3 separate regions of the Homo sapiens genome follow, and all the other regions are linked to region 1. Evidence: chromatin contacts called from ENCODE Hi-C or POLR2A ChIA-PET data. All regions are on one chromosome and are shown on one strand. Each heading gives the region's core, a stretch centred on a gene start or an enhancer-like site at or near the end of the contact. The rest is flanking DNA. Distances are from core to core; before and after follow the strand shown.

What was found. Hi-C counts contacts between places; a loop is a spot of excess contacts on that map. ChIA-PET counts read pairs that join two places held with the same protein, here RNA polymerase II (POLR2A). Pooled maps may share reads with other maps.
Region 2: a loop to region 1 is called in a map of PC-3, with 3 times the contacts of the local background. The contact joins two enhancer-like sites. A Hi-C loop is called at or near these places in 3 of 168 maps with a recorded cell type or tissue (IMR-90, PC-3 and psoas muscle) and 9 of 50 pooled maps. POLR2A ChIA-PET finds 5 or more read pairs at or near these places in 3 of 52 experiments (PC-3, RWPE1 and activated CD4-positive, alpha-beta T cell).
Region 3: POLR2A ChIA-PET joins it to region 1 with 27 read pairs in activated CD4-positive, alpha-beta T cell. The contact joins two enhancer-like sites. A Hi-C loop is called at or near these places in 1 of 168 maps with a recorded cell type or tissue (chondrocyte) and 3 of 50 pooled maps. POLR2A ChIA-PET finds 5 or more read pairs at or near these places in 8 of 52 experiments (AG04450, BJ, GM12878 and 5 more).

Annotation. Positions count from the first base shown.
Region 1 is chr20:58,340,084-58,344,786 of GRCh38, reverse strand. RAB22A (RAB22A, member RAS oncogene family) reads right to left here. Exons shown (of 7, transcript NM_020673.3): 3 at 988-1,069. Among named protein-coding and RNA genes, the nearest start is that of RAB22A, 33 kb to the right of the region's middle. Within about 2 kb of position 2,351, at least 4 of the 41 ENCODE cell types and tissues checked have a DNase peak (open chromatin) inside an H3K27ac peak, as active enhancers do; they include PC-3, where a contact is called at or near this core.
Region 2 is chr20:58,235,180-58,239,882 of GRCh38, reverse strand. It overlaps the pseudogene PPP4R1L. Among named protein-coding and RNA genes, the nearest start is that of ANKRD60, 8.9 kb to the right of the region's middle. RefSeq lists a silencer at 2,709-2,758. Within about 2 kb of position 2,687, at least 11 of the 41 ENCODE cell types and tissues checked have a DNase peak (open chromatin) inside an H3K27ac peak, as active enhancers do; they include PC-3, where a contact is called at or near this core.
Region 3 is chr20:58,405,474-58,410,176 of GRCh38, reverse strand. All of the region lies in intron 1 of VAPB (VAMP associated protein B and C), which reads right to left. Among named protein-coding and RNA genes, the nearest start is that of VAPB, 19 kb to the right of the region's middle. Within about 2 kb of position 2,021, at least 11 of the 41 ENCODE cell types and tissues checked have a DNase peak (open chromatin) inside an H3K27ac peak, as active enhancers do.

The sequences.
Region 1 (4,703 bases), core at 1,102-3,601:
TGTTTTGTTTTCCTCCATTTGTCTGTGATGATTCTTGTCAGATTTCATACTACACACACTATCTATGGTGTCTTAGATAAGGCTGTGATGACAGACTATTTTTCCTGATTACTTCTGGTACACTTTTAAGAGCTTAAGATAGCACCATGCATCTATCAGATGTGCTGTTTGGATCGTACTGTTTGAAAACAAAATTAAACGGCAGCTGAATAATGGGGTGGCTGCCAGAGACACCTTGGAAGGGAAATTGGACTTAGTACCCAGAGGAAAGGGGAGGCAGCAGATGTGTCTTAGTACCCAGAGCAAAGGGGAGGAGGCAGATGTGTCTCAGTACCCAGAGGAAAGGGGAGGAAGCAGATGTGTTTGTCCCCATCCCTGCCTTCCCGGCCCTTTCTGATTTGGGTGGGCTTCCCCAAATTCCATTAGACCCCATGCTGCCATGTTCAGGCCCCGCTTCTGGTTCAGGCTCTTCCTTAAGCAGATAACCATTGTGGCCAATTTTGTCATCAGGCATTTATTAAGTATCTATTGCAAGGCACTGTGTTAGCTTATCCTTTTCACTTATATCTCACCCTTCATATGCTGTAAAGTTCCCTCTTTAGCTTTTAAAAGGCAGCGATAAATGAGTTGTGCTTAACTCACCCTTTCTACCACTAATTGCTTTATATATCTTTACTAGAGGAGAGAGCCCCAAATTATACACAGTGCTCTGAGTGGGATTTTATCAGGCCTGTTGGTCAGCATTTACTTTAAGACACTGCAAGGTATAAAAATGCCCTCAGTGCCCATTATCACTTTCTCCATCGGTGGACTCTGTGGCTCTAATTGAAAAGGCAAAGGCAAAGGCTGGCCTACGCAAATGGAAATAAATGTGTCTCCGGTGCACAGAAGAGAAGTGAGTAACGTGAGATGACAGGGATGCTGACAGTTTAGTTGGAACTTTCATTTGGGCCTCAGAAAAACAGAGTAAATTAAAGAGTGACTTACTCGTTCTTGTCCAGCTGTATCCCAGATTAGGAATTTATGTAGCTCATTTTGGTACTGGACAGTCTTGGTCATAAAAGATGCCCTATAAAGAGAGACCTAAATGATCAGAATACAATTATGTAAAGCACGTTTCCAGCCCCAGTCGGAAACATCACTTAGACTCAACCAACGCTCAGTCTCCCAGCACCACGCTGTATCCTAATTGTGTTCCTCTCTGGAGTATTTATGGGATGCTCAGATGCTGAGTGCATATCCTCCGTCAAAATAAAGCATTAGGCACATCTGCCCGACACCAAGAAGGAAGGGTTCTAAGCTCCTTATCAAAAGAATCAAGAGATAGTTTGGCAACACAGACATTAGCCTCCCTTGTAAAACACAAAACCTGTTATTTAAAGAGATGTTATCATGGGAAAATATTCCTAAAAAACTATGTCCAGGAATGTATACACTAGTTAAAAAAAAAACTTTTTAGGATCTGGCTTTGTCCTCCCCCAATTCCCAAACCACATTCCCATGTAAATAGGTGAGTGAGAGCTAGTGTTAACATGCGAATTAATAACATTAAGGTGTTGAACAAGGAGCAGGAAGATGGCTGGAGAAGTAACAGCTGCACCAAGGGGACCCGATTCATCATCAGTGCCCCTGACGACCACCTGCATTTCATCGACAAAACGGGTTTCTCAGCTGAAGTTCAACATCACACCTTGGGGCCTCATCGAGCCCCGGATGGGAGAAGGAATCATGGTTTGCAGGTCACACCGCTCACTTTCAGGGAGCTACTCTGCCCAGGGCACTCTGACGGCAGGGTTCCTATTATTTTGGGGGTTCTACATTTGGAGAATCTTGAGTGAGACCTCAAAATCTGTGTATCCTCTGAAGAGCCATGGTGGCCCAGAAGACACGCCTGGACACTTGGGGGACTCCAGGACACAGGTTCAGGATTCTTGCCCTGGGATTGGGCCCAGCTCCAATACTACCTTCCATTCCCCCCTCACCCAGAGGGCAGCCTCCCAGGAAGTCCTTTGTCTCCCAGTCTTCTCAAAGCATCCCAGTCTGGCCAGTAGAGCCCAAAGATGGGTGTGTCTTCTTTTCTAATGAAAAATAAGACTTCTGGAACCAAGTACGAAGTTATACTTTTTTTTTTTTTTTTTGCCAAATTGTACTCTTGTTTTTTGGCCAAGTTGTACCCAAATCACTCCAATCAGGACATTGAACTCAATGGCTGGCATTTTCAGATATGCTGAGGCCTTGAAATATTTTTCTTGAGATTCAAGTGATAATCTTCAAGAAAAGTGCAAGTTGAATAGACAGGATGACTTTCTGATGAATCATGAGCTTAGACAAGTATCAGAATCCTTAGTTTTAAAACTTCAACTCTGATACAATGAATTCCTGGCAATATTTATATAAATTTATGCCATGGCAAGTAGCCTCCAAAACAGTGACTGTGACTAGGAAGCGAAGGTAAATTAGGAGGCAAGATCATATTTACTGATAGGTACTACTTATTGGATATTTATTTACTGAAAATTTACCCCTTGGTATCCTTAGTAAAGTGCTTTGTACACAGAAGGTACTCATAAATGGTTATTGTATCAAGAACTTTTGGTGACTCACTATGATTAAATCAGGATGTACAACATGGTTTCTCACTTAGGAAATATCTAAGCATTCAAAAAGCATTGTTTATTGTGAAGATTAAATGAGATGATGTATGTGGAAGTGCTCTGTAAATTGTAAAGCACTGTATCTATACAAGGTATTATTATTATTATTTAAAGGCAGCTCCAGGAAATGTTTTAGTTTAGACTTTGCAATTAGTCCTAAAAGCTTGCAACTCAACTCTCCATCAATTATGGTTGTGGTGTTACATTTATGAGTGACAACAGGCATCCAACAGGAGCCTACCAACAGAGCCAACACATCCAACACTTCCATTTTGGCTGCTCAAAGGAAGAAGAAATATATTTCAAGTAGACAAAAAGCTGAGAAAGGTATACACAATAATTATGACAGGATTGGGACTCAATGAAGTTTAACCTACCTGCCAAGCATTTACCTTTAATTAAAACATTACTTATTACTGACTTATTATTGAGTCAGATAAAAGACAAAATGGCAGCTATGATGTAATGAAAGTGCCCTGAAGGATTAAATCTAACTCCCTGTCTGACCCTGGACCACCCTTCTACTCTCCCCTTTCATCACTTTCACCACGCCTCCTTCCTGTCTACCCTGAAGTTTTCTTGTACCTCAAGCTCCCTTCTTGGGTCTAAGTCTCTGCTGTTGGCTTCCAGTCCATTGATCACCAGCATCACTTGCCCACACCACCAGTTCTCTAGCCTCCTTGCCTGTCTTGTCTCAACCACCCAGAAAAGCCCCAACAGCCTCTCCACCTGCTTCCTCTACCCAATGGTTGGGTGGTGGCTTCGCTGGAGGAAAAATTACAAAACTATGTGGACGGCCATGAAGATTCTACGCTTTGTCTGCTGGGCATGCGTCTTAGGCCTTCTTCCATTCCACAGCAATTATCCCACATTCTCTCTCCTCCTTTCCAGTTCTCTACCACTTCCAGCTACCTGTCTCTTCAGGACAACAGCTTGTTTCAGCCTTCTCAGAGAAAACAGGTTATAAGCCCCAAGACTTTCAACCAGCTCCCCAGTCAACACTTTCAACTAGAGAACAGACGAATTTCCACTCATACTTGCTGTGACTTCCATTTTTCTGACTTTTGCTGAGTCAGAGATGTCTTTTCTTTGGCTCATGTGTCAATGCTGCCCTGGTTCATGACCCCAGCACATCCTGCCTTGGCCACTGCAGTCATCAAACTGGTCTCAAGTCTCAAATCTTTTCAATTGTCCCTGTGTCCACCTTCCCACGGACCACTGACTGCTCCTCTTCCTTGGATGCTTTCCCACTGGCTCTCCCCTGGCCAGATGCTCCCCATCGTTTGGGTCTCAGCTTAAATGTTAATGACCATAGACACCTGTGCCATCTACCCCACCAGGCAGCCTCCCACCCAACTCACCACTGCACTTTGTCTTTAGAGCAGCTTTCACAACATCTGAGTAGTTCATTTATGTTTTTTTCTTTTTAAAGTTTGCCTGTTCAATGTCTGACTTACCCATGAGAATTTTAAGTTCTTTGAGTGTAGGGGCCTCGCTGTAACTCTTCCTCTGTAATAGGGGTATCTTCCTCATCTCTCCATCTCCTTGCTATCCTAGAACTCCAACAAAACATTTATCATGTAGCCTACAAGCTAAGTGGCTGTCTGTTATGCCAACAGATCTAGGGTGTCTTGGCCAAGCACTTCCTGAAGCATGAAGTGAGAAGTACTATTGAAATGCAGGTAAAACGTTGAGATTAGAGCAGACCTGGGCTCTGCAACCTTAGCAAGGTGTGTGGCCTTTAGGGTATGTGGGAAGTGGCTCAACTAGTGCAAGGCTGAGTACGCCCAAGCAGTGTCCTTCCTGCCTTCTGCCAAGCCACCAGCTCCAACTCCTTCTAGCCCACAGGCAACCAGCAAAATCCAGGAGTTACAGCAAAGTCACTGTGTCCCTCTCTCACTCAAAGCTCTGGAATTCTGCTAAGAAGTCATATCGCTTTTTGGAAGGAGGGGGTGTCTCTTTCCTGCTCATTCACGTTTGAATCAGGAGTTTTTTCCCAACCCCACGTCACAGCTCAAGTGGCCAACCTTTCTCCCCTCAACCCCACAA
Region 2 (4,703 bases), core at 1,438-3,937, 110 kb after region 1:
GCATTCACGATGGCCTCCTTTCTCTCTCATTTCCCAGGATGTAATACCTCAGCCGCTGCTAGATCAGTATGTGTCCATGACTGACCCAGCTCGAGCCCAGACTGTCGATACTGACATAGCCAAACACTGTGCCTACAGCCTCCCAGGGGTGGCACTGACCCTGGGCAGGCAAAATTGGCACTGCCTGAAAGATACATATGAAACACTGGCTTCTGATGTACAGGTAAAAGCCTTTCCAGAGGCACGTGCAGAAAGAGGGTGGGTCATTCATTAGGGAGAAAAGGGAAGCTGCAGCAAGGCTTATTGGCCTGAATTTTATGTGGATGCAAATTGGCATGTTTACTGGTCTCTGATGAAATAAAGCTTTAAGTGGCCAACACCTGGCAGTATTCATTTTGCTCCAAAAATGCCATGTAAGATACGGAAGAGGTTGAATTGCACTTGCTTGTCGTGATTCGTGTGTCTGCTATGCACCCCTAGTGGAAGGTACGGCGAGCCCTAGCCTTCTCCATTCACGAGCTGGCTGTGATTCTTGGGGATCAGTTAACAGCAGCTGACCTGGTGCCTATCTTCAATGGATTTTTAAAGGATCTGGATGAAGTGCGAATAGGAGTTCTTAGACACCTGTATGATTTTCTAAAGGTAGGAAGAAGGGTTAAAAGCAAAAAACAAGCCTCCTCTCTCCGAATCAAATTTGTGAAGCCCTGGATGTCTATGGTGTCAGTGAAAAAAACAATGCAGTTTTTAGCTTTCTTTAGCTGAAATGTACCATCCATAATCTTAAAGTGGATGTTCTTTCAGTGATGGGTAAATATTTTAAACTTTTTTCTCCTCATTTTCCTGTCCATTAGAGTTTTAATTCTGTGGAAGATGGTAGACACAAAGCCTAGCACACTCTTTGCAAAAGAAGAAATCAAGGCCCCCAGGTAGTGACCTGACTTGCCCAGAAGTCACCCAGGGGAAGAGCCTGGGCTGAAGTCCAACCTCTGTTCTGCATGAAGCACTTTTTCTGCAAGTCGCTGCTGCTTCCCTTCTGGCTTCCCCCCCTCCCCCCCAAACGAACGATGAATATAAAAAATAAGAGTTTAAAAATGACCTAGAGAAACTAATTACTCTCATCCACATGACCAAGAGCTGCCCTTCACGGACTCTGGTGTGCGCTGCTCCAGCTGAGTCTCTCCTCTCCTGGTGCCGAGCAGCCTCGCTCCCTGGGAAGCGGCAGTGGCACACTGTCTTCCAAACACACACAGACTGGGTTTTTGTTTGTCTGTTTTTTTGTTTTTAGATAGGAAATTACTAAAGCAGGAAGACCTCAGGGGCATTCAGAAATACATAATAAGCACATGTCCTAGCCAGGGGAAAAGGTTGGAGGTGTTCAGGGATGCATTTGATGTCAGTGTACAGCAGTGTTCATTCGCAGCCACGCTGCGTGATAGATGACGAGGTGTAGGGGAAATGCAAAAGTTCTTGCCAGTGACAAATGTATAATTGGAAGTGGAATAAAAGGGGGCATTTGGGGTCATTTTGAAGGATTATACATGTTTGTTTATATATACATTTTTAAAAAATAGTTGCTTCATGAAGACAAGAGGAGAGACTATCTTTATCAGCTTCAAGAATTTGTAGTGACTGATAACAGCAGGAATTGGAGGTTTCGATATGAACTAGCAGAGTAAGTAAAAACATATTTGGGGATATGAGAAAGCAAACTAGATGGAATAAATCTTAATTTTCTTACCATATAATTGATTTCTAAAGCAGCAGCAATAGTGTTCTTTTAGATAAAGAGATTATGTTTTTATTAAGGTATAAACAGAATTCCAAAAACCCTGAGTTACAAATACCACAGTCTCCGGGGAGACATTCATTTTCAGATGAAGACAGGGCTTGAGTCACTTTCGAATTAGAGTGTTCTGCTGTTCTAGAAGGCAATTTATTTGAACCAAATAAAAGATGAATCACCCACTCTTCAGTGTTTTCCTATTAATCGGAGCAGTTTTTACCAGAGCTTTCCTGAACATTCTGAGTGTGGTCCTCTCCGTAGGGTACAGCATGCTTAATGCCCTTTAGCTACTGTGGGAGACAGGAAGGGGTCTAACCCAGATGAGATGATTATGAAACAAAAAGGTTCCCCAAGGTGGCTCCTATCTGCACATCATTTTGTGCCTGAAGGAGTTATTTAATTCTGTCTTGAGCTGGCAAAAGGAATGTTCCAGGCTTTAGTGATGATGAAAGGGTGGAAGCATCAGTTTAAATAACTCCCCTTCCTAAGGTATATAATGTGCCTTTCACGGTGTGGAGGGAATTTGTTTGTGGCAGTTGTTGTTTGGGTTTTAGTTTTTACCTTGTTTTCATTTCGGTGTCTTTAGTTTTCATTTTTCTCATCCACAACTAGAAATCTCTCAAATAATTGTCTTCCCTGAATAAATTCATCAGGCTTTTGCAGCTATTCAGGATATGATTTGGCTGATGCCAGGGGCAAACCGAAAGCCTTTCTCTTTGCTGTGGTCTTTAATCATTCTGCTTAATTTGAGAGATTGAGGTTTCAGTCATTTTACCATGTTCCCAGCATCCTGTTCTGAGTCGAGAAAAACAGGCCCACGTTTTCCATGAAAGCAGTGCGACCTCTAGCGGCGGCGCACGGGAAGTAGGCGCGCTCGGTGCCCGGCGGGGCTTCCCCGGGTGGTTGCGCGGCCCCAGTGCCCGACCACGTTATCTAGCCCCCTACGCGCCCTATCTCCCATCTCCCGGCTTATTGAAGCCACAGCGACTGATATGAATTCTGTGCTCCGGTGCCCATGATATTGGTATCATGTTTTTGAAAACGGTGCTTTTTGATATGAAAGTATTCACCAGCACTCCGGGCTTCTGGTTCTAACTTCCTCCCCATCTCTTTTTCATTTCCTTTCGTTGCCTGGGTGAAAGCAATGTCATTTATTTTCATGCCCTTCTCCCCATCCCCATTTAGAAAGTAGTGAAAGCTTTGGTAGTGGGTTTTCGCAGCCAGCCGTCTCCTGCATGCTTTTGTCTTTCGGAGTAAGGAGCACGCGCTCCCAGTTCTCTCCAAGCGGACCTCGCTGCAGTGAAACCACCTCGTGCTGCCAAGAGCCGCGAGCAGGAGCATCCGGTTCGGTTTGCAGTCGGAGAAACGCCGGGGCGGTCGTGCAATCTCAGAGTGTTCGCTTGATCTGTTGACCTTTGTGAACTTCAACATTCTGGCTATTTTTATGTTATCTGATTTTTAAAGTTTTATGTGCTTTTCAACTGATAACCTAAAATTGAAATATTAAATCTGTATTCATAAATTTCTCAGCCTCTATTTTACAGAGTTTATTTCCTTTTTGTTTGATTTGTATGTGTGTGAGATGAAGAATTAAAATTTTGTTCACATTTTTTTTGCATGGTCATTTTGCTCAGCTTTCTGCTGTTGGCATTTTACTGAAGACCGAAATCTTGCTGGGTCTTTTGCTGTTCATTTCCCAGCCTGGCTATTTTTATCTGTAAGATGAAATAACAGTAAAAAGAAATCAATAATTTTGTTTTTTTGCCCAAAAATAATGTTTTTTTTGTTGTTGTTTTTGTTGTTGTTGTTTTCCTTTTAATTTCAGACAGCTGATACTGATTCTGGAACTCTATAGTCCCAATGATGTTTATGATTACCTAATGCACATTGCCTTAAAGTTGTGTGCAGATCAAGTTTCTGAAGTTCGGTGGATCTCCTTCAAACTAGTAAGGAATCAGGGCATTTGCTCTGTGATTTTTACAAATAGGAATGTTGATGTATCTTCCATTTTAACTCTTTTAATTTTTCTGGGCTTACTTTGTCAGCTAACCTATGAAACTAGCTTTTAAAATTTGAAATTAGGAACTATATTATAGTTTTATCAATTTGTAGGATAGCTTTTTTTGTTATATGTTTCAGTGACGGCAATTGTGGAGTAATCCTTTTATATATGAAACTCTTTAAGCCATAGGTTAGTGTTTTTAAAATACAGGTTGATTTACAGCTTGGTTTTGTAGAAAAATATTTAGTGAGCAAAGACTCTGCTGTAGAAAAGCTGATCCTATTTTTTTATGTGGGCTTTACACCAGCTGAATACTGATGAAAAAAAATCACATTTGACAATATTGATTTTAAGATACTCTGATGGTATTAAAATTTTATAAAAATGACATGTTCTGAAAGGTAATGATTTAGTTATTAAGCAAGGGGACATGCTCTAAAATTTGGAACCTTAAGATTAAGAATGTATTTTTCTAATGTCAGTCTCCTTTGAAGTTTCATTTTTATGAAGGGTTTTATGTGTGTGTGTGTATTGCCTATATTTAAACATCTTTTTTCTCTGTGTTCTAATGATGACCGTGACAAAAATTACTTTCTCCTGCGCCTATAAATTCATTTTAAAGGTGGAAGGATGCATAAAAATGTCTAGTTTCCGTGTAGAGTAGTATTCGTAATTCAAATAGATGGCAGCATTTTAAATGTGCTCTTTTGATGTTTTTCACAGGTCGTGGCAATTCTGCAGAAGTTCTATTCCAACAGTGAAAGTGCATTGGGGTTAAATTTCATCAATGAGCTCATCATAAGGTTCCGGCACTGTTCTAAGTGGGTTGGAAGGCAAGCTTTCGCTTTCATTTGTCAGGTTAGCAAGACCCCGGGAGGGATCTACCCTGGGTAACATCTGCCACGTGATGAAATCAAG
Region 3 (4,703 bases), core at 772-3,271, 66 kb before region 1:
GTAGGATGTTGGCAGTGGAGGGGGTTATGATGCATGTGTGGGGTAGGAGTTACAAGAGAACTCTGTGCATACTTTCTGCTCAGTTTTTGTGTGAACCTAAAACTGTTCTAAACTATATTTTTTTTAAAAAAAGGAAGGGGAAAAAGCATTTGGTCTTTTATATTAATTCACTTTCGGTAGTATCCCCCTTAACATTTCTAATATTAAATATTATTGAGATTTTGAAAATATCTATCTGTATTGTGTGTGTGTGTGTGTGTGTGTGTGTGTGTATATGAATAAAGATTCTTTGTTGTGCAAAGTGATTGCTCCTCTTCCTTTTCTAGAGTTCATGAAATTCTGGTTTCACAAATACATATCCTTCCTTTGTTATTTATCTTCTGATGTAGCTACAATACTTTGAAACTCAACCTATATATGTTACCAAATAAGTTGTATACCAATTTGATATATAATCTATCAGGTCTCAGCTTTCCAGATACAAGTTTAAAGTTATTAGCTTCACAACAGTTTTTTCCACTCTGCATAAAAAAAGCTATATTATTTTATACTCTTGCAAACACAAATTAGGTACAGTATCTCTCCTTTTCACAGCCTCTCCAAAAAACAAATTACCATATTTCACTTCAACTCTAAAAAGATTACCTTCTGGGAAGGTAATAATCTGTCTCCAGAAGCCTATGACTTTTGATGGATTTTGTTAAGACAATAAAAGTGTGCTTGAGGTTTCAATACAGTAGACTCTCTATGTGGGAAAAATACACTAAAATGGAGGGACACGGACATTCTAAAGCAAAATCTGTTGGATATCTTATTAATATTTTTAAATTTTACCCTTTGACAGTCTATTTACATTAAAAAGTATCCTATTGCTTTCTGCGTTCTATACCCATCTGCAGTGCACCAATCCCCACATTATTTCTTTTCTTGTTTATGTAAATCTTCCCCTTCTAGAATGGAAACTCCATCAACACAGACTTTTTTGTCCCTCTTGTTCATTACTGATCATCAGCACCTAGAGCACTTGCAGGCATAGAACAGATGCTCAATAATATATTTGCTGAATGAACAAATAGCCATGCCATGCTTCCATCTACTTCACACAATGGCTGTATTCTTCCTCTATGCACCCTCTGTAAGCACATCCAGGCTCTGGGTGAATAAATACTGAGACTACTGCTGCTCCTGTTCCAGCATTACACCCTTTTCATCTTCTGCATAGGACATATTTTGTTTGTTCCTTTCCTGTTTCCACATGGAGTGGGGGGCGGGGTGGGGGGGGGGGGTGTCTGTCCTATTCATCACCAGATCCTCCAAACTAGAACAGTGCCACAAACATAGTAAAAATGTATGCTGCATGAATACGAGACTTCCTCAGAGGTCATTGTACTCTGATTCTGCTGCATTTCCTGTAAACAGACACCTACTTCAAAACCCGGATCTGAAATCACTCTAAATTTGTGCTGCTTATATACAGGTTGAAGGTATTAAAAATGCTCACTGTGTCAATAATGCTTTCATCATAATTATTCTATGGTGTTTTTTTTTAAAGTTGCCCCCTCCCTAAAAAATGAAAGATACCATACTAACAGATATTCGAAGAGAGTGAGCTGTTAAATAACCATGAACTCAAGAATAAGGACACTGGAGAAGTTTTCTTAAAAATCTATTTTCTTGATCGAATTGTTAGCTCACACATTAAATCAATGCTTTAGAAACAAAAATAAAGCTTTAAAGCTTTGCAACCAATGTGTTTAAATGGCAGACATTATATTCCAATATTCCAGCAGAAAGCCTGATTGTATAGCTCTTATTTTGAAATAACCACATAAAAACAACCCTACCCATAGACACATAACTTTCCTGAAGAACTCTTAGAATGCAGTGTTTTAAATTAATAAAGTATTCTCCTGGTATCCTCGGGAGCCAGCCAGCTACTGAGAAACATCACACCTGTTATTGCAGCAAGAGAAATCAACACCAAGAACTCTCACTGATGATGCCATCAAAGGCACACCAGAAGCCAACTTGATTGAAATAGACTATACCAGACTTGCAGGGTGCTTACTCAATTCACTAGTTTCCTAGGTCTTTCAGAGCAGAAAGAAACAAAACTCAGCCTGCCACCACCTCCATGGGTGGGAAAACTAAACTGGAAGACATGCTACTGTATTTTAAGAATTCCTAAGATCAAACTCAGGAAAGCTACCTGAAAAAAAATACAAAGTTAGTAAGGAACAGCCTGGAAAACTAAGATATTTGCAGTTTATATAACAGATGAATGGCCAGAATTGAAAATATATAAAGAATTCTCTTACTTACAATAAAAATTCTAAAATCTCATGAAGGAATACTATACAACTCTTTAAAAGAATGAACTAGATCTGTATTTCAACAGTTGATAGGTCTCAAAAACATGTTAAGTCATCCATACACCATGACACTACATTAAGTGATCTAGAAAAAAACGGAAATAGTTCACATTAAATTCCTCCGGGGAGTTAAAAAAAAAACAAAAAAAAAAGGAGGGCGTATGAATCAGCAGATATGGAGTACAGACATGCCATAAATTATTAGTGAAGTTTTACTTGTTTTATTAAAGAAAGATTTAAAACGAGTCTTCTAACAAATTATTAACATTTAGTTACTCCATACTGGGGTATTTATATTATCTGTATTTTTCTGTACTTAAAAATTTTTTCATATACAGAAAGCTACCTGTAGTTTATGTGAGATCCAAACAAGGTTCTTTTGAAATAATTTTCTACTTGTTCAGACTTGTAAAGTTGTTGAAAACTGATAAACCAGCCTTGATAGTCATGCTTGTATAATTTATAAAAATCAAGGTTATCACTCAAAACATGTTTAAAGTTGCAGTGGTCTCATTAACTCAAGACAAAGACCCATGTGTACAATTCTGACAAAAGCTTCTGTATGAACTTCAAATACTAGAAACCATCTAAAGATAAATACTGTCACTACTTTCCTTTAATACACTAGATTTTTTTTCGTAATAGAAAAATGGCTAAAAGGAGTATATAAGAGCTGAGGCTTCATACATTCTATCTATATCCAGCACTAATATTATCGTGCAGTAGAAGATTATTCACAGATGAATTTTACATCAGTTCTAAAAGGATCTTAGACGATTTAATAAACTGAATTTTTTCAATGCATTCTTTATCCCATTGACTAACGAACATCTAGTAATTATTCTCTACTTGAAAGACCAAAATTTCTGATTACAGTAATCACAAAAATAAACAAAAAGATAAGCAATATTCTACTGCAAATAAAATTCTATCTAAATAGAAGAGTGACAAAACATGATTCACATTTTACACAAAGCAGGATGAGTCAAGACAGATAATATGCTCAAGTTAGGGGTATGAGTGATAAAATAGCATGGGGTCCCAATTTCTCATGGTTGTAGTTGTTTTAACAGTTCAAGTGCAAAAAGTCATTAACAACAGAAGTAAAACTTCTCCAAAGTGTTCCATCTTTAGTGGAGATGACAGCATGTGAAAAAGCCTCCATACGAAAATCAACACATCCAATTCACACCAGATACAGAACAGGGGAGAAGAACAAGTTTAGCATTCTGCACCTTGATGATCCAACTGGAATTTTCAATCTGTGAACGATGAGAAACAGTAGAACGTGGTTTATCAGTTAGTGTGTAATCTGTTCTGGTTCCTTTTCAATAAAGAACCTAAGTGGCTATACCAGTGATAAGAGATTATCAACCAGGTCAGCAGCTTCTTAAACTCAAGAAGAGGCCAGGGGAAAGGCTGTGAGACTTGGATGAAAAATATTTTCTATTTTTCCCTTACTCTGCCTTTGGAAATTATGCTCATTCTTCAAAGTTTTGCTCAAACGTCTTCTCTTTTGGAAAGGTTTACCAAATCTCTTTAATCAGAAGAAATTACTCCTTACTGTTCTATGTCACAACAATAAGCTGACTGCCAAATTTATATCTGCAGCCTGGCCCTCTCCCCTGAGCTCCAGACTCAACTACCTATTTAACATCTCTCGTTGCAAGTGTACTGAGCATCTCAAGTTTCTCATGTCCAAACGGCACTCTTGAGTCCCACTCTCCTCCCTCAAACTCAATGCTTCTCATCTCAGTAAAGAAACCACCACTCACCCAACTGCTTAGGCCAAAAGCAGTCTCTCTTCCTCTACATTTAATCTACATTCCTCTATATTCCTCTACATTTAATCTAGAAACCCTGTCTCCACTAAAGATACAAAAATTACTTAGGCGTGGTGGCACATGCCTGTAGTCCCAGCTACTTGGGAAGCTGAGGCAGGAGAATTGCTTGAACTGGGAGGGGGAGGTTACAGTGAGCCGAGTGAGATCGCACCACTGCACTCCAGCCTGGGCAACAGAGCCAGTCTCCGTCTCAAAAAAAAAAAAAAAAAAAAAAAAAAGGCTCCTGGCCAGGCGTGATGGCTCACACCTGTAATCCTAGCATTTTGGGAGGCCTGAGCTCAGGAGTTTAGGAGTTCAAGACCAGCCTGGGCAACATGGTGAAACCCTGTCTACTAAAAATAAAAAAATTAGCTGGGCATAATCCCAGCTACTCAGGAGGCTGAGGCAAGAGAATTGCTTGAACCCGGGAGACAGAGGTTGCAGTGAACCGAGATCGCGCCACTACACTCCAGCCTGGGCGACAGAGCAAGACTCTGTCTCCAAAAAT